Linked DNA regions of Homo sapiens: region 2 is linked to region 1. Evidence: read pairs that join two places in POLR2A ChIA-PET (ENCODE). Cell type or tissue: PC-9. All regions are shown on one strand. Links, peaks and the distances in the headings refer to the core of each region. The heading gives the core; the rest is flanking DNA.

Region 1 (10,780 bases), core at 2,754-6,753:
ATGAACACCAACCCTTTCCGACGCCCCTACCACTTCCGGGCCCCCAGCCCCATCTTCTGGCTGACTGTGCGAAGTATGCTGCCCCACAAGACCAAGCGAGGCCAGGCCGCTCTGGACCGCCTCAAGGTGTTTGACTGCATCCCACCGCCTTACGACAAGAAAAAGCGGATGGTGGTTCCTGCTGCCCTCAAGGTTGTGCGTCTGAAGCCTACAAGAAAGTTTGCCTATCTGGGGCACCTGGCTCACGAGGTTGGCTGGAAGTACCACGCAGTGACAGCCACCCTGGAGGAGAAGAGGAAAGAGAAAGCCAAAATCCACTACCGGAAGAAGAAAGAGCTCATAAGCCTACGGAAACAGGCCAAGAGGAACATGGAGAAGAAAACTGACAAATACACAGAGGTCCTCAAGACCCACGGACTCCTGGTCTGAGCCCAATAAAGACTGTTAAAAAAAAAAAAAAAGGAAAAGAAAAGGACATGCCCTTTCCTAAGAAAAGCTGATGCAGACTAATCAAGATAAATACTGCAATAGTAAAATTACTGTTTCTCAAAGATTTAAAAAGAGAATCCTTTGAGAATCTACGCAAAAAACATTACTATCTTAACATGTGAAGGAGGAGGGAATCAATGTTTAAACATCAGTGAAGCAGGCTGGGTGCGGTGGCTCACGCCTGTAATACCAGCACTTTGGGAGGCCAAGGCAGGCGGATCACCTGAGTTCAGGAGTTTGAGACCAGCCTGGCCACATGGTGAAACCCCGTCTCAACTAAAAAAAAAAAATACAAAAATTAGCCGGGCAGGGTGGAGGGCGCCTGTAATCCCAGCTACTCAGGAGGTTGAGGCTGGAAAATCACTTGAACCCAGGAGGCGGAGGTTGCAGTGAGCCGAGATCGCGCCATTGCACTCCAACCTGGGCGACAATAGCGAAACTCCGACTCAAAAAAAAAAAAAAAAAATCAGTGAAGCAATATCTAGAGTACTCAAGAATTTACCCCCAGCATAAAACATCATTAAATATGCAAAACCCTAAGGAATAGTTTTCATAAACTTTAAGAAAATACTTGATGATAAAGTTCAGCCATCTAAAAGATTTTTAAAAAACTATCGAAAATAACAAACTTTGAGCATTTGAATCCACTTAACTATTGGTCTAAAACTATGGCTATGGCTATAGAATATAATGTAATTGTTACAATTCCTGATAATGTTTTTATATAACCAACAAAACGTGAGAGAGTAAATAGACTGAGGAATGCTAATATCTTTATACTGTACTGCTTTACATCTTTAAGTATATTTCAATTGTTAACATACCTTGACTTATCTCTTAGTCCATTAGCTATAAAAGATGAGGCTATAACCATAATGATATAATAAATATAAATTAGCTAAATACATTCATTGAAAAAAAAGTCTCATATTAGATCTCAAAATAGAATGTAACTATATGAACACAAGACTCCCCTAACTCCCAAATTTGAATGGATGAAAATGAAAGAGATTTACATATTCAAAATGACACAGGCATTTATAAGCACCAGGATATTCACACTAGCATCATCTATAACAGCAGTATATGGAAACACCTAAATGTCCACCAACTAGGACCTAGTTAGATAAACTGAAGTTTTTTCAAGGGAATATTATGTAGTTAATAAAAAGAATGAGGCAACAATTGAGTTAGTATAGCAAATGGGCTAATATAAAAGACTCTGTAGCCAAACTGCTGGATGCTGGAGTTCACCTTCCAGCTGACAACCTACTAGCATGTCATTTAAAGTTTCTGTGCCTCAGTTTCTTCCTCTGTGGTAAGGGAATAATATTTACCTACTTCTCACGTTTGTGATGAAGATTAGTAATCAATACAAAAACACTTGTTAGAACAGGGCCTAGAACAAAGCACTACGTAAGTGTTAGATATTATTATAGTTAAGTGAGAAAAAGTGAACTGTAGAACAGCATAGTATGCTATCATTTACAAAAAACTTAAAATATATACATATATATGCACATATATGTGCAGAAAGTATACATATATGTATAAAATATGTGCAGAAGGATGAATAAACTCATAGTAGTTTCCCAGGAGCAGAAACTGGGTAGAAGAGGTTTCAGAGTGGGAGAAAGATTTACTTTACCTTTCTATATCTTTTGAATTTTACACCACATGCATGTATGGACTAGACAAAAACTACTACTTAAGTTACCTTTAAAAATCTTAAAGAATCTAGGATGACTAAACACAGTGCCACTTTTCTGGTTAGTTCTCTGGTCTACCATGCCTAGGGTGCATTTACTCAATTCAAGGGTCATACAAATAGCAAATTATCAGAGGTAAATGTATGTCCCCAAGATGTCACAGAGTTCAGATATTTAATGTTGTCACCATGTAAGATATAAAAGGAATATATCTTAGGAGACAACACTACAAGGACATATGTAAAGGGAGTGTTCACTGCAATGTGCACATAAATAGCAAAATATTAGAAATAACCTAATGTACATCAATAGACTAAATTATGGTACTATGCAATGTTGTACGGATATTAAAAATGACAGCATAGTATAACTTTATGTATATAAATTATAATTTTTGTATGTAACTAACAAATAGTAAATTCTAGACTCTCTCCACACAGGAATACAGATATATTTCATCTTTTCATTGCCTATGATTTGTGATATGGCTATATCATAATTTAATCATTCCTATTATCAACTGATATTTAGGTTGTTTCTATTTTCCTTTACATTTTTTAATCTTGTTTTCACCAAGATATATAATGCTTCACTGAACATCAATCTTCACCCACAGGGACTAATATTTCTGTAAGGCAGATTCCTGAAAGTAGAACTGTCAGGTCCAAACTAATATGCATTTTAAATTTTTATACGTAGTTCCAAACTGCCTTCTTCCAAAGAGCCTGCATCAACTTATACTCTTCCAGCCTTGCAAATTAGTAATCATTTTCATCAATCTGACGTATGCAAATGATATATTATTTAAATCTACATATTAGTAAGAGTGTGCAGATCTTTCCATTCTTCCACTGTTTGTGGTATTCAAACAAAATACAGCTAATAGCTACATCGTGCTTAACACACACTGTGGCTTTTTTAATTTGCCAGAATTTAATCTTTGGGAGCCTCACAAAAAAATCCAAACTTTCGTTAAAAAAAAAATCAAAAGATATGGGCATCACTGGACTGGATCCACATTTCTTTTGTTTGTTTTTTAGAGACAGGGTCTTACTACATTGTCTAGGCTGGAGTGCAGTGTCTAGGCTGTTCACAGGTGTGATCAGTGTGCACTGCAGCCTTGAACTCCTGTGCTCAAGAGATCCTCCCACCTCAGCCTCCAGAGTAGTGGGACTACAGGTGCATGCCACTGCGCCCAGCTCCATACTTCTTAATGACGAAAATCAACTGACATTGAAAAGGAGCTGCCCTCTCCAAGTGTTCTACAATTCAACCACCTCATATATTTCCCCTACTGGGTTCACTCATTTATGTTACCTGCCTGGTCTCCTGTAATAATTGAAGTTTAGTATCCTAGTCCTATTGGTTTATTTGGCTACATACTGGCTATTAAGATTCTTACTATAAATGATATTAATACCTTATCTTGTACAAACATAAGTATTTACTGTTAATTTTTCTTTTAACTTAATCATATATAATCATAAATATATATAAAATTTTCAAAGTCTAGAAGAACATAAAGTGTTAGCAATGCTATCCTTCAATTACAGGTGATTTTCACTTTTTATCTCTGTATGTATATCTTTTAAATGTATACAATGAGTAATCACTCCTTTCATAATTAGAAAAAAAGCTACTCTCATTTTGAAACAAAATATATGTAACACTGATAGTGATGTTAATTTTTAAACTAATAAAGCCAATTAAAACTTTACCTACAAAGAAAATCTGAATGCATAAAAGATCTATATAATAATCAGAGATCATTTAGTCTATGATTACCCATAAAGAACTTAATATATCTACTACTTCCAGCCAGAATTACAATATAAACTGTTTTTACAAGTGGCATTCAGAAGTACATGGAATGATATGACTCACTCTAAAGTTGTAAAACAAGTTTTGAATATTAGCAGTTCAGAAAACCAATTTTCTCCAATTACATTTAAATTTTTATAAATATAAAAAGTATATTTTCATTTGGTCAACATTTATACTAAGTGTAATGCACTTAGTATACCTTGCACTTTGCAAGGTGCAAACCATGCAATAACAATAAAGCACAATCCTTGCCTGAAAGCTTATACACAAGTGAGTAAAGCAAGAAAAAAGTCGAGTAAGTGCTGTTGAAGCACAAAGGGAAGGCACCTGAATTAGCCTTGGAGGTTAGGGGAATCAGGAAAGGCTTCTTAAAAGAGATAACATCTAAGCAGGAATCAACCAAAAAAGGTGAAAGGGGGCTAGGAATCCAGGTGGTGTCATCCTGACTTCTCTCTCCCCTTCAATGTTTACATTCTGACAATCACCAAATCTTATCAATTTTTCTCCCCAAATTTCTCAATGCCATTGGCTTCTCTTCATTCTCACTGCCATTACCCTGCTATAAGGTATACCAAATTCTCTCTTCTAATAGCCTTCTAACTGGTCTCACCATATCCACTTTCCCATCCTGTTCTTAACCTAATCACTATGTTGTAATTAGAGTGATCTTTCAAACATTCAAATCTAATCAGGTTAATGTCCAATTAAAAGAACTGAGGGGAGTCCTCAGGATTAAACCCAAATTTCTTAATAATAATTCACATGTCTTGAAGATCTAGCCCCTGCATACTTTTGCCACAACTCTAATACTTCCCATCTTGCACTATGGTCACATGAACTTCTTTCACATCCCATGGCAGCGTCTTCTATCTCCTGTCTCAAGGACTTTGCACAAGCTATATTCTTCTGCCAGAAACACAGATTTACAATTCTTCACTGAGCTAACTCCTACTTACTCTTCAGACCTCAGCTTAGAGGTCTGGGAAGGCTTTTCCTAATTATTCAAAAGCCTTTCTGCATACCACCTCCTCTGTGTTCCCACTTAAAACTTCCCCTAACAGAACACTTATCATGCTATTATTAGACTTGGCAGGTTAGTTGTCTGACTCTCTCATTTAAAGGTAATGGGAAAACAGGAACCCTTCTGCCTTTTTCACAGTTGTATTCTAGTACTTAGGACAATACTTAGCACATATAACACTTATATTTATTGAAAGAACAATAAATACTTGCTAATTTGGCTTTATCTGCCATTCTAGACAGCAATTTTTACTCTATAAATAACTCTAAACATAATATTATGAACCTTTTATTGAGCACAAAATAAATGCTCAATAAATACTGGTTTAATAACATGATAAATGAACAATAAACAAGGTTTCATCTCATGCATGGAGTTCCCCTATATCCTACTTAAAATTAACTCCAGGTCACTCAAATTTTGACATGAATACCTAAAAATGACAAGATTTCAATTGTATTTCCCATTATTTATTAAGATGTAAAGGCTTCTTATTCTTTTAAATAAAAAGAAAGAGCTCTCCCACCTAAATCATGTAAACCTATATATTTTTGCAGTTTAAGAGTTTAAAAAGGAGCTTTCAAAGTTAGAAGACCAAAAGATTGGTCCAAAGAATGAGAAAACACCCACAATTAACATGCTCAAAAGAATGTTATTGTTTACAGAGAAATGGAAAAGCACACCTTTAAGCAGCACAAGTGAACCTGAGGTAGGGGATAGAGGCTAACGGCTGTCCACAAAAATAAAATGTTCTACACTTGTCCATTTAACTAGAATTATGTCAAGAGTCCACAACTCATAGCATCTTCAAATTCATTCATTCAACTTTTTCCCTCCTTGGTAAGGAAGCAAAATAAAATATTTTGGAAAGACATGGAGAGACATGGGACTGATTTATTTTATATAGCAGCAAATGGGAGTTTTTTAGGAAACCTGCATTACTTCTTATGGGAAAGCAAAAGACTTTACGTGTAATTTACATTCTAGGAAAACAAGAGTTTAGAGCAAAGAACTGAAAATTCCTGTTTACCCAATCCACAATATAAACCATAATTGGGATTACAGCTCTCTTGTACAACACTTCAACTCACCATATGCATAAACTGCAAAATTCTTCACCAAAGTCTCACAGTTAAAAGGCAGGATAGGGAAGAGGGGATTTAAAAGTCTCAAAAGTACTAAGATATAATGGTAAACGTCAAATGGTAAATGACCAAACATTATCTGAAAAGTTTTAAATGCCACACAAACACTACCAAAAAAAAAAAAAAAGATTTACTCGTGAATATTTGCTTAAATTGCCTTTCTTGCCAAGGAACTCCAAACATGTCATACACAACTTAAGTATTCCCAAGATATACTTTACTTTTCATTTCCCATGCAAACTGGCAATTTTAAAAAAAAGGCTATTTAATTACCAGTGTAAAGCAAAAGAGAAAATATAACTGCTACATACACTAAGATGACTACAATATTCAATATAGTATTTTCAAAGAAAAAAAGATTTTCAGACCTTTTAAACTAAAAACTGTTAATTAAATTTAACTACTACTTTTTTGTACATATAAAGCCACATATTTCTTCACTAAGTCTATCTCATTATAAATCCTTTCCATTACTCACTCTATTTAAACTATCGGAAACTGTCAGAAAAAAAACAAAAATAAATGCGCTCTCAATAACAAGACTAGGAGTGTGTGGTCTCAAGGTATCTTATATTTGAGTATCAGTCAGTATTTAGTAAGTTGCCATGATTATAAAACAACTGGCGTTTCTTACATTTATATGGTCCATTTCTGAGACTTTAAAAGACCTCTATGTTCAACTATTTATCTACCATTCTGACAGTTTGGTTTATTAAATAGAACTTTTATAATTTGGGTTTTAAAAATATAATCTCATTATCTCTGTATTACATTTTAAAAAATATCACAAAGCTAAAATCTTCCTCATATAAGATCAAAAGAAACATAATAAGCAGCCATACTCAATTTAAGGATAATAAGGAATTTCTCCCATCAGAAGTTACTCAAGATATTGAAAGGCAGCTCTTATATGTTTTAATATACATAAAGGGATACTTTATTTTTGTAATTTAACACATTAAACACAACCCTACAATTCCCAACTGGTATGTATTAACTACTATCTTGTGAATATAATCCTGCTATGTCCTGAACTGTGTCCTTCCCAAATTCTTATGCTGAAGCTATAACCTCCAATGTGATGGTATTTGAAGATGGGACCTTTGGGAGGTACTTAGGTTTAGATGAGGTCACAAGGGTGGGGTTTTCATAATGGGATTAATGCCCTTGTAAGAGGAGACCAGAGAACTTGCTCTCTCACTTTCTGCCAACTGAAGATACAGCAGGAAGACCTGTAAGAGACTCTTCATTCGCCCTGAACAGAAACGGCTGGCACCTCAATCTCGGACTTTCTAGCCTTCGGAACTGTAAGAAATATATATACTGTTGCTTAAGCCGCCCAGTCTATGGTATTTTATTATAGCAGTTCAAGCAGATAAAGAAAATCTCAAAATAAGATTCCCACATCAGAAGCTTTGATATGAAATAAGATTCCCACATCAGAAGCTTTGATATGAAAAAAATTTCCATACCACAAACATGTAAATCACGTAGTAATTTGCAGGTAGCAAGTGATATATTATTTAAATCATGCCAGGAAGAAAAAAATGTTGACATTAGTGATTCTTAGTTGCTCTTGGAAGCAACTCAAATATTATCAATTTGCATAATTAGTTATAAAAACTGGATAATGGCCATAAGATGTGCTAATGAACAATTTTTATTTTTACCACATCAATCTACTATTTATAGATTATCAATTTTCAAAGAATTTGAATATGACAAAATATAAGAAAACTTCAATTATATTAAACAATTTCAGCTTTCTTTGATAAAACAAAAATCTTCAAGATCTTGGCACAGGATCATTGTTGTTATATTATGGTATTTATATAATACACATATATACCTGCAAATATCAGGTATAATTGAGTTCCAATTGAGAAAAAGCCAGGAAAGTTTTTTCATATGCATTAAGGTATTACTCACAGAGCTAACTCTACAGGAGTTATACAGCTGACTTTTTTTGAGACAGGGTCTGGATGTGTTCCCCAGGCTGGAGTACAGTGGCAAGATCTAGGCTCACTGCAACCTCCACCTCCTAGGCTCCAGCCATCCTCCCACCTCAGTCTCCCAAGTAGCTGGGACTACCGATGCATGCCACCACACCCTGTTAATTTTTGTATTTTTGGTAGAGACGGGGTTTCACCATGCTGCCCAGGCTGGTCTCAAACTTGTGAGTCAAGCGATCCATCTGCCTCAGCCTCCCAAACTCCTGGGATTACAGGTATAAGCTACTGTGCCTGCCATACAGCTGATGTTTAAAGCAAATTTAAGTCCATCCTTTTTCATATCATAAAACCTTTTATCTGAAACATTTAATATTAATCTATCTTTTACAACTAGTGCAGGCTCAACTTGGTCCCTTTATAAATTAACAAAATAAGCTAGTAAAAGTATGTTTTATCAAATTCCTTTATAACCATATTTTCCTAAATAAAAAAGTAAATAGTGAACTTTTTTTAATAGTTTCTAATCAATTTCAGTATCTGGTTCTCATAGGCTGAAACAATGCTACAATGACGGGGTTGCACAACAGTCTCGGGAAATTATTTTGCTTGTTTGTTGCCCAGGCTGGAGTGCAGTAGTGTGATCTCAGCTCACTGCAACCTCTGCCCCTCAGGTTCAAGCGATTCTCCTTCCTCAGCCTCCCAAGTAGCTGGGATTACAGGCATGCGTCACTGCACCCAGCTAATTTTTGTTTTTTTAGTAAAGACAGGGTTTTACCATGTTGCCCAGGCTGTTCTCTAACTCCTGACCTCAGGTGACCCACCCGCCTCGGCCTCCCAAAGTGCTGGGACTACAGGTGTGAGCCACCACACTTGGCCAGGGGAAATATTTAAATAAAAACTATTTTCACTAAAAGCTTTAAGTATTGTACACAAGCATCATTGGAATATTTATATCAGAGTTATCAAACTTTTTCTAATAAAAGAGTATTGTGTTTTAAAAATAGTGACTCCATTTTAAAAGTCATTTTTCTCAAGCCTCCAAATAATTATTTTCATGAGCCTTATTTGCAACCTAAAACATTACCACTTGATTTATTTCAAACATTCACTAACCATCATTATATCTGACTATCTTAAGGTGCTTGGTGCCCAACACAAAGCCTGACACAATCTCACATCATTTTGCGGTTTCAATATGCTTTGTTCTCGTCCCAAATACTCATATTCTGTTGTACTACTATAAGCTATTATATAACAGGAGGTGGGGAAAATTTAAAAAATACTGCAGCACTACCAGCCATTTAGCATACTGAGTTCCCACAGTTGCTTAGTGGGTGTTCTGAAACTAGGCCATTTTCTAGTATTAAGAATTTCAAATCACTACTTCCAAAGTACAGAAATAAATGTCTTCAAGATTAAATCATAAAACCTTACTATTTTAAGCTGCCTAGTATATAAGCATCCCATTTCTATGAGTTTAGAGTTGCAATTAGCACATGGTAGATAAACCAATATTTGTTTTAGGAGCAAAATAACTAGCTCTCCTACCTATCCTTATAGTCACAGAATTCAAGAGATCACAATATTAAAATAAAATGTAATTTATTTGAACCAGAACTAAAGCTCTGGTGAAATTTTGAATTCTATATCGCAGATATATACAAACCCAAACTGAATTAAATATAATCTATTTCAGGTCACCCAATCTGTCAGACACCACATACTTTTAGCAAAGAACTATGACTTTCAACCTAATTTTCCCAGTCCGGTTAACCAGGCAATGCCAAGGAATTAAGCTTATTTTCTTTAACAGAATAAAAGTTGAAGAAATACTTAGTTATTTTGTCTTATCAATGCAACAGGTTGTTTTCATTAAAAGTGGGTCAAGAAAAAAATGTTGCTACTCAATTTTACATATTTCATAGCAAAGTAAACAAAGAAACACATAGTAATTATAGTATCTACCTCTACAAATTACAAGGTAGTATATTATACTGCACTGATCAGTATTTTCAGATAATTATTTGTTTCAACTTAAATTTTGTTCAATAAATACTGTTACCTACTATATTTTACCTCATTAAGCAAACCTTCCCAGTAAGAAAAGCTTAACACAGTAAAAGTTTTAAATTGTATCATTTTGAATGGAATTTTTCCAAAATACATGAGGTTATTAACAAAATTTACTAATATCCAATAACCTCTTCTTCATGATCCTAGATCATTATTTTCTATACTATTCTATGTATAAAACAAAGTGTCTTGAAAGATTCTACGCATGTTTGTCATAACATTAAGTTGCTATAAACTGCTGTTTTTACAAAATGTCTTGCATCTGGCTTTTCGAGTTTTTCTTCTGCTCTTATTTTCAACTCTCTTATCCCTCTAGGAGTAATTTCAGTCCTTTTTACATTTGGTTACCAAACTTTTAAAAATTGTGCACTACGTGAGAATAAAAATGCCTGAATTAAGGCTTGAAGGACTCTAAAAACAGAAAATGTGTGTTTAAAAACAAGAACATTATGACATGTCTTTGTCCTTCCTTTGGGCCTGTTCAGTTTGTTTTGGAGCTGTAGACTATTCATCTAAAACTAATTTTCCACTTGGAACCTACAAAGTCTAGACATTGTATACTGGTGG
Region 2 (8,264 bases), core at 24-4,023, 53 kb after region 1:
CAACCTTCCCTTTGGACTGGTTGGCACAGTTAATCCACTTCTAAGGGCGTCACTCCCACTGTCGCTGACCGAATCGCCTCTGCCAGAGTCCCGGGATGAGTTTTTCCTTAGTCGCCTTTTTGCCTTGGCATTAATTCTAGCTTCGTTAATGGAGGATGCTGAAATCCAATTTCCATTTATTTCATTCTTTATTTCCTCAGTCCCAGCATTTTCTTCATCACCGGAAAAGAGAGAGTCACTTAAGTTATCAGGATCTTAAAGAGAAAAATGAAGAAAAAAATTCTAAGTATTTTAAGTATCTACTGTTTTATAGATATAGTGGTAAGTTAGATTAGGTTGAATCACATGACATTACCATTTTTGTAGGTAAATTACAGTCACATATTGGGAATTTCATCTACTTCAATCTAATAAACAACTAAATAAGATTACTTTTCACATTATCAAGGAAAGTAAACCAAGGCACTGAATTTTAACAAAGCATGTTTGTTTCTTACCAAAAACAAACCAAATTTGTTTGTTTTTACCAAAAGAAGCATGTTATTTCACGTTTAGATCATAAAATCTATGCTAACAGCAACACCAAATATAAAACCCTTAGACTTTTATGAGCTAATTGGAGATATTAAGAAAAGACAAAGCATCTTGAGAAGAGAGATAAACTAATATTTATAGAATGCCTACTATTAGGCACTGTGCTAGACACTCTATCATTTATTTATGCACAAGTTTGGCAGTTAATTATTATAACATTGAAGACAGATAAGGAAACTAAGGCTGAGAATGTTTAAATGATTTGCCAAACGTCCCATAACTAGGTATAAACACTTAAGAACTATTAGTAATCCAAAAGAGAATGAAAGGCATTTAGCAAATAATCGCATATGATTGTTGAGCTGAACTGCTGATGCTTTACTGCCTCAAGACAAAGTTTGCTTTCAAGAAAAGCCAACATCTCAAAGTCCTAATTCATCTCCCTAAACTTTTCTCCTATTACTTACCATCCTGTAAATCTTCCAGCCTATATAAAATTGATTCTTCTGAAAGAGATCAACATACTGGAGTTCCCAGTAGAATGTCGCCCTCACTGTTATTTTCAGTTATCAAAATCCTTTAGGATATAGCCCAAGTCTTACTCCCTGCATTAAAACTTCCCTTACAACTCTAGGTACAGGAACACTAATTGCTCACATACTATTCATTCAACACGTCATGGAAATCACTTTCTTTTTATATAGCAGTCTTTTTCTTCCAACTAAGTCATAAGCTTCAAAGGAGAAACCACAACTAGACTGTATGTCCTTCTTTGTATCCCCATCACCTAGCAGAGTGTCCTTCATACTCAAATTCCATGGAGATCAAGTGGAGGCACTTGGCTTTGCCCTGAAAGCTCTTTAAGTCAGAAAGGCTACTGAATTAGCTACCACTGGGCCACAGTTTTGTTCATTATTGTTAACGCAAATCAGAGCTGAATCACTCAAATCATTTTCTATATGCCTAAAGATAATTATAACATGTCAGGTCTATGTGCATGGGCTTTAATATGTTTTAAGACATGTTGAAACCAAAAATTTTCACCAACCTATAAAAAGCATACATGTGTTTAAATCTTTACAATTCTTGACATACTTAGGAAGGTAGGAATGTTTTGTTTTAAACAAAATCATCAATTAGAGCCAAATTATTTCACTAGTCTCATAAGTAGTCTCCCTGCCTCCAGTCTTCAAACTATACTGAATGAAGACTGATTTTCTCAAGCATGCCCTCACTGAAGATCCTTTAAAAGTAGTCCCATTATGTCACAAAAAATGTAAACTTTTTTTTTTTTTTTTTTGAGACAGCGTGTCGCTCTGTCACCCAGGCTGGAGTGCAGTGGTGCAATCTCAGCTCACTGCAAGCTCTGCCTCCCGGGTTCACGCCATTCTCCTGCCCCAGCTGGGACTACAGATGCCTGCCACTACGCCTGGCTAATTTTTTTGTGTTTTTAGTACAGATGGGGTCACCGTGTTAGCCAGGATGGTCTTGATCTCCTGACCTCGTGATCCACCTACGTCGGCCTCCCAAAGTGCTGGGATTACAGGCGTGAGCCACCGCACCCAGCCAAAATGTAAACTCTTTACCTTGTAACTTAAGGTCCTTTATGATCTTGCCCCTGCTTACCTCACCAGAATCACTGCTAACTACTCCCACACTCAAATTGTCAGAGCTTAAGTTAGATATCATAGGGAAGAGATGGGAGGGATTCATTTGGCAGAAGAATACTGAGTATATTACAAAAAGAGAAAGTATAAAGTAGGAAACCGCTAAGAAAATGCTTCAGTAATTCAGTCACAAGCTAACTGGTAAAGAGCAAGGGTAGTAACTGTGGGATAAATAATAATGTTACACTTTTAAAGAAAATAATGAAGGACTTTTAAGCAGAATGTATCTAGGATTAAAGAGAAGTCAAACAATGCCTTAAAAGTTTTCAAACTGGTAAGAAGCCGGTGTTAGGATGGTGTGTTTGGGACATCATCATAACCATCAGTAGTAATTATAGTCTTAGTGGAAGTAGTCGTAGTACTGTTTCTTTCATCATTACCATTACTATTGTCATCTATTAGATACCAGGTTCCACACTACCTGGTACCTATTAGATTCCACACTACCTGGTACCTATTAGCTAAGGCACTTTACATATGTGGTCTATAAGCTTCAAGAGCTCTAGAAAGAAACTGTTTATCCTCATTTTACAGAAGGAATGTGTTTCACAAGAAGTTACATATCTAGAAAGGATTATGGCTAGAATTCAAACCCACATTTTTAATCCCATATAACTACAGAAAATACAAAACTAGAATACAGCAGAGTATTGACAGCTAAAGAGACGAACAAGGGCGTGAATGTAAAGAGAGATAAACAAAAATGATTAAGTGGAAGGGGACAGAAAGATCAGGATCACATAAATTAGATGACATTTTCGTGTAAGAGTGGATGGTTGAGAAAAACATTAAACATCTACCTGTAACATAGTGCTTTCATCATTGTGCCATTAAGGTGAACCACAAAACTGGTCCAGAAGACACAGGAGTCAGAACTATAATAAAATGTCTTAAACTGTCCCTTGGAGTATTCAATTTAAATACATCTATTTCCCATAATCGAGTTTTCTTTTCTTCAACAATTTTAACATCCTTTCAAGTATGTTTGTGTCTCTGCAGCAGTAAACATTCTCTCAGTATAATTTATATATTTGACCTTATCATTTTTAACCCATGTTTGTATTAATTGCTTTATATTTTGTTACTCATACTCACCTAACTGTTGGAGTTCCATAACCCCTATTGAGCTGACTTTAAGAAAACCAAAATTAAAATGATAAGCTGAGTACAGAATGTGATTGACTTCAAAATTGTTTCCTACTGTGTACTAATTCCCTCTTTCTGAATTCTGATATCTCAATAGTAACCACTCCAATTGTATATGACCACAGCACCAGAAAATCACATTTTCAATTACTGGTGTCCAATGAGTGGCATAATTAGAATAACATTACCACACTTTCATGTATTACATACCTAGTATGTGCTTCACAGACTTAACACACATATACAATATCTCACTAAATCCTAATTATAAATCTATACAGAGGGTATTTATATCCCAATTTTATACATGAAAAAACTGAAGGTCAGAATAACCTACTTCCTCCAAGTAAAAGAGTAAGAGTGTGACTTGGACTATTTGCTATGTGAAGAATTTACTACAAAGAGGGTCTATCTTAGGCCTATTCAAATATTGAAGAACAAGTCTTTTATTTTAAAGCAGTGCTGGACACAAGCACCAAGAACAGGGTTAGAACTAGGTCTTATTGTAGTTAGGAAACAAAAAGTACACATTTTAAAGCTGTGTTTCTATTTCTAATAGAAATAGAATGCAAGCCATATAAGAAATTTTAAATTTTCCAGTAGCCACATTAAAAAGTAAAAACAGGTGAAATTAATTTAAATATATTTTATTTAATCTAATATAACCATATCATCTCAACATGCAAGCAATATAACAAATTATTGAGATAGTTGACCTTCATCTCAACTCAGAGTAGCCACATTTCAAGTACTCAACAAACACATGTGGCTAAGCACAGTGGTGCACACGCCTGTAATCCAGCTACTGAGGAGGCTGAAGAGGGAGGATCACTTGAGCCCAGGAGTAATAACCACATGTAGCTAGTGGTCACCATACTGGACAGTGCAGAAAAGAAGCAATTACCTATATGTAAAATATATTCTAAACTGTATTACCATCCCCATCTCAATTAAGTAGGTACATATTATCCATTTATAACCCTAAAGCATACTCATACAGCTATTGTATACAGCAGCACAGAAATGATCATTAATTACATAAATTTTTTTCAATTTTTTACCATACTTTAAAAAGATCTGTAAATAAACAATGGTAAAGAAGCTTCAAATTCAACATGTTTGTTCAGATCAAAGAAAACTATGTACATTGTAAACAATAGTGAGTTAAGTCACTGAGGAAAGAAAGATGTAGTATTTAGTTACGAAATACACTTAAAATGACAGAAAATAGCTTTCAATATTAATAAAATTATAAGACAAAGAATTATCCAAAGTATACCAATATGAACTGTTCTCACTATTCAGATATTACACAATTCTAATTAACTTTTTGGGAGATTATTTTTAAAACTATAAATACATTTTAAATTATCTTGAGTTACTCACATTTGGTCATCTATTCCACAAAACTGTTCATTTTTATGATAATAACATGCTATTGAAGCACCATGGAGAATTAGGGAAAATACCCTAGGTAATTTAGAATATAAAAATTATTTGTTAGGAAAGATACCAAAGATACCAGTAAGTTTATATTACAGAAATCACTAACTAGCCCATGTGAAAATAAGCAGGCTCACTATTCTTCTCTATTCTGTACTATATAACAGAGAATAGGAATATGTGGAATGTGAAAGGATAGGCAGAAAAATAGGACATGTAATGAATTTCCATGAAAATAAAAATCACAAACTTGACTTTAAAAATAATATAGCCTGTTTTCTTACAGCATGAATAAAAGAGTATTTAAAGATAGTTTTTCTATCATGTTTTTATAAAATATGGAATGGTCTGAAGCTTCCTCACAACATAGTCAAGCTTCAAGATATTTCAGCCTAGGCAACATAGTGAAATCCTATCTCTACAAAAAATAAAAAATTAGCCTGGTGTGGTGGCACACACCTGTTGTCCCAGCTGCTGAGGAGGCTGAGATAGGGGAGGATCTCTTAAGCCCAGGAAAGTCAAAACTGCAGTGAGCCATGATCACACCACTGCACTCCAGCCTGGGTGACAGAGCAAGATCCTGTCTCAAAACGAAGAAAAAAAGAAAAAAGGATATCCTTACTTACCTGCAGGGTTTACATTCAGTATCTGCTCATTTTCTACATCCATTTTCCCTTAATTTCGCTTGCACTGATTAAACAAATTACCTAATGGAAATCTTCCTTCAGAATCTGTTTTTTTAAAAGAAAAAAAGAAAGCTTCAAGATCTTTTAAACTGATGTAATTAAGCTGAATTAAACTTACTTAAGCACACTGTAAAAACAAACGACAACAACAAAAAACACACAATTCCATTAAATAAAACAGTTCACTTTACTTTCAAAGACAACTTACCCTAATTAACATTTGGTTCCAATCTTTTTGATAAATTTATCAAAGTCAAAAAAAAAAATCCCAGATTTCAGCATGTGCCAAAGCACCCCTTTAATTGGAATTAAAAGATATGTTTGTGATACATGTTTACGTCAAGTTAAAGAAATACACACATCCAAATCTTTTAGGAATACCAAGCCTCAAAATTAATCTGATATACATACATAGGAATATAAATACTGGATAGTTCCCTACCAATGAATTATGAGAACTACTCCAAAATAAAAACAACACAGTTTTAGTTAATAAAGAATATCACATGACTGTGTTATTTTTCACATTACGGCATATCTGAAAGGCAGATATATCTGCCACTCATTACCTAGGTCTCTATAATTACTAGAATAAGACTTTGGGAGAAACTTTTAAAATCAGCTTTTTTGATAATATTATTTATATGAGAAATCCTTTTTTGATAATATTATTTATATGAGAAATCCATTTTTTAAAAATCTGATCATTTCAGAAAGGAGTAAGTACAACGACATAAGCATTTCAGTATTTTAGGCCTCAGTTTCAAAATGGCTTAAAAATTATTAATACTGGAAGGTTTGATGAAATCAGTTACCTTTTAGACAATTAACTTAGTGATACAGATCCAATAATGTTATATGAAAGAAATATCAAAATAGTTTTCAAAAAATATATTACCAGAAAGTGCAACCAAATTAAGATTTCAGAATCTCTCTAGAAGTATTTTTTAAATAGTGGTTTAGAGTACTTAAGTGTATGTTTAAGTCACATAGGTTGGATATAAGTCCTTCTGGTCATTTACAATCAGGTTGCTAGCAGTGTGCTCTTCAGAGATATAAAATGCACAAATTAGTGAAAATGCCTAATAAATTAATTACAGAAAAGCACATTTTTTCCTATATAACTTAACCTACTGTTAGATGTCATTTTAGGATAACAATGATATATACAGAGCCTCCTGGGACTCAAAGGTGAAACTGACTTTTAAATTCCTCATTATGTACTACTATTTGCTAACATAAGTTTATAGCCCTTTTCTTCAGAAAACGGTATTATTTTGTGAAACAAAAACAAATGGACCTTATGTTAAAATTATAGGCTTCTTACTATGGTATAATCCTCAGACTAATATGCTATCATATTGCTTGGGAACTTAAGAAAATGGTGAGATCATTCTCTAATTCTGTTAAGAATAAATTAATATATGTGAATCTTTATAATCACTTTTCACTATAACTCCCGCCAACTTTAGATATGAAAAAAAAATCTTAAAAATATGTAGAGATTCATATAAATATATGAACAAAAATGGTTTGCAAATCTAAACACTCAGCATCCTTCATGGCTGAAAAGGCTACATTCTGTTTTAATTCCATGCATGAAATACATATAGGAAAGGAATAATGTCATATGATACGTGTTTCAGTTTTTTAGAGTTCCATTACAAAGTCTTTTTCATTCTTGATGAAAGTATAACTTTTGAGAGAATACTTTCTGCAGAACCTAATAAGCGAAATGATTATAATTGATGTTCATAAAGCCCTTTACAATTCAAAAAGAATTGTACATGTATTATTTAATGTACCTTACAGAAAAACCTTCGGGTAGGTATTCCACCTTACACACAACTAAACAGATTCAGAGAGGGTAGGTGATATGTCCAAGGACAGACAGCTGCTTAGTGGAACAGCCAGGATGAGAATCCAGACCTTCCAAATCCAGTACTGTTTGCACAAGTTCAATCCAAAATTTTAATATCCCACAGGAAGATTCTTTTCAAGGGTTAACAGAAGCTTCTTAAAACAGACTTCTGCTGTTCAAACTTTTAAATGCTGTTTTCCAAACACTAAAAATAATTATTTTAAACTATTATACAGAAGGCATTCCGTCAGACAAAACTGTCAGGAAATGACTATCATCTCTTTTATTAAGATAAAAACAAAGTTATCTTAATAAAAAAAATAGTCCTGTGTCTTTAGGCAATGATAACCCGATCAGGAACTCAAGTCATATTTGACAGCAACAAACACGTTTTAAGAGTTTAGATAAGACATGTTCCACGTTTTTACGCTCTTTAAAGTAGTAGGATTTTTTCCAATTTATTTAACAACCCTTAATTGGCCCAAACAAGAAAATATAAAGCAAAAAATCCAAACGCTATTTCCTTCATACTAACCTACAAAAATGAATTTTCGATGAGAAAACTATACATACAAGTTAGAAGAAAATGAAGGCTGACATTAAACACTGTTCTTTTCTCCAGTGTGTTACACGAAATATACAATCAGAAGTATTCAACTGCCAAGACATTCCCTAAGAGACAGACCCTCCACTCCCCCACGAAATATATACATATGTATTTCCTGAAATATACCTCATAAATTGCTCTGGCATTTTGGGGAGTCAAGCTTTGGCCATTTATTAACTAGGATTACTTGTATTCATTCTTCGGCTACGAACGGCTAATTAGCAGCTTAAAACCAGCTAAAAGCATTCTACTACAGTAATGCAAAAGCAAGCACTACAGATAATATTCAAGCGGCATTTATTTTTGCAGTCCTAATATTT

What was found. ChIA-PET counts read pairs that join two places held together with the same protein. Peaks named below come from ENCODE experiments on the same cell type or tissue, not always from the same donor. Only the 100,000 strongest peaks of a DNase experiment are listed, where the experiment ranks them.
Region 2: POLR2A ChIA-PET joins it to region 1 with 8 read pairs; 5 of 35 experiments call an interaction of 5 or more read pairs at or near these places.

Annotation. Positions count from the first base shown.
Region 1 is chr10:110,926,271-110,937,050 of GRCh38, reverse strand. All of the region lies in intron 1 of SHOC2 (SHOC2 leucine rich repeat scaffold protein), which reads right to left. It also overlaps the pseudogene RPL13AP6. Among named protein-coding and RNA genes, the nearest start is that of SHOC2, 12 kb to the right of the region's middle. In PC-9, for the core only: no CTCF peak of the experiment used is centred there; DNase peaks (open chromatin) are centred at 4,050 and 4,340; H3K4me3 peaks cover 768 bases; H3K27ac peaks cover 1,213 bases.
Region 2 is chr10:110,873,223-110,881,486 of GRCh38, reverse strand. PDCD4 (programmed cell death 4) reads right to left here. Exons shown (of 12, transcript NM_014456.5): 2 at 5,417-5,521; 3 at 1-254. The coding sequence starts at 5,459. Among named protein-coding and RNA genes, the nearest start is that of PDCD4, 5.4 kb to the right of the region's middle. In PC-9, for the core only: no CTCF peak of the experiment used is centred there; no DNase peak of the experiment used is centred there.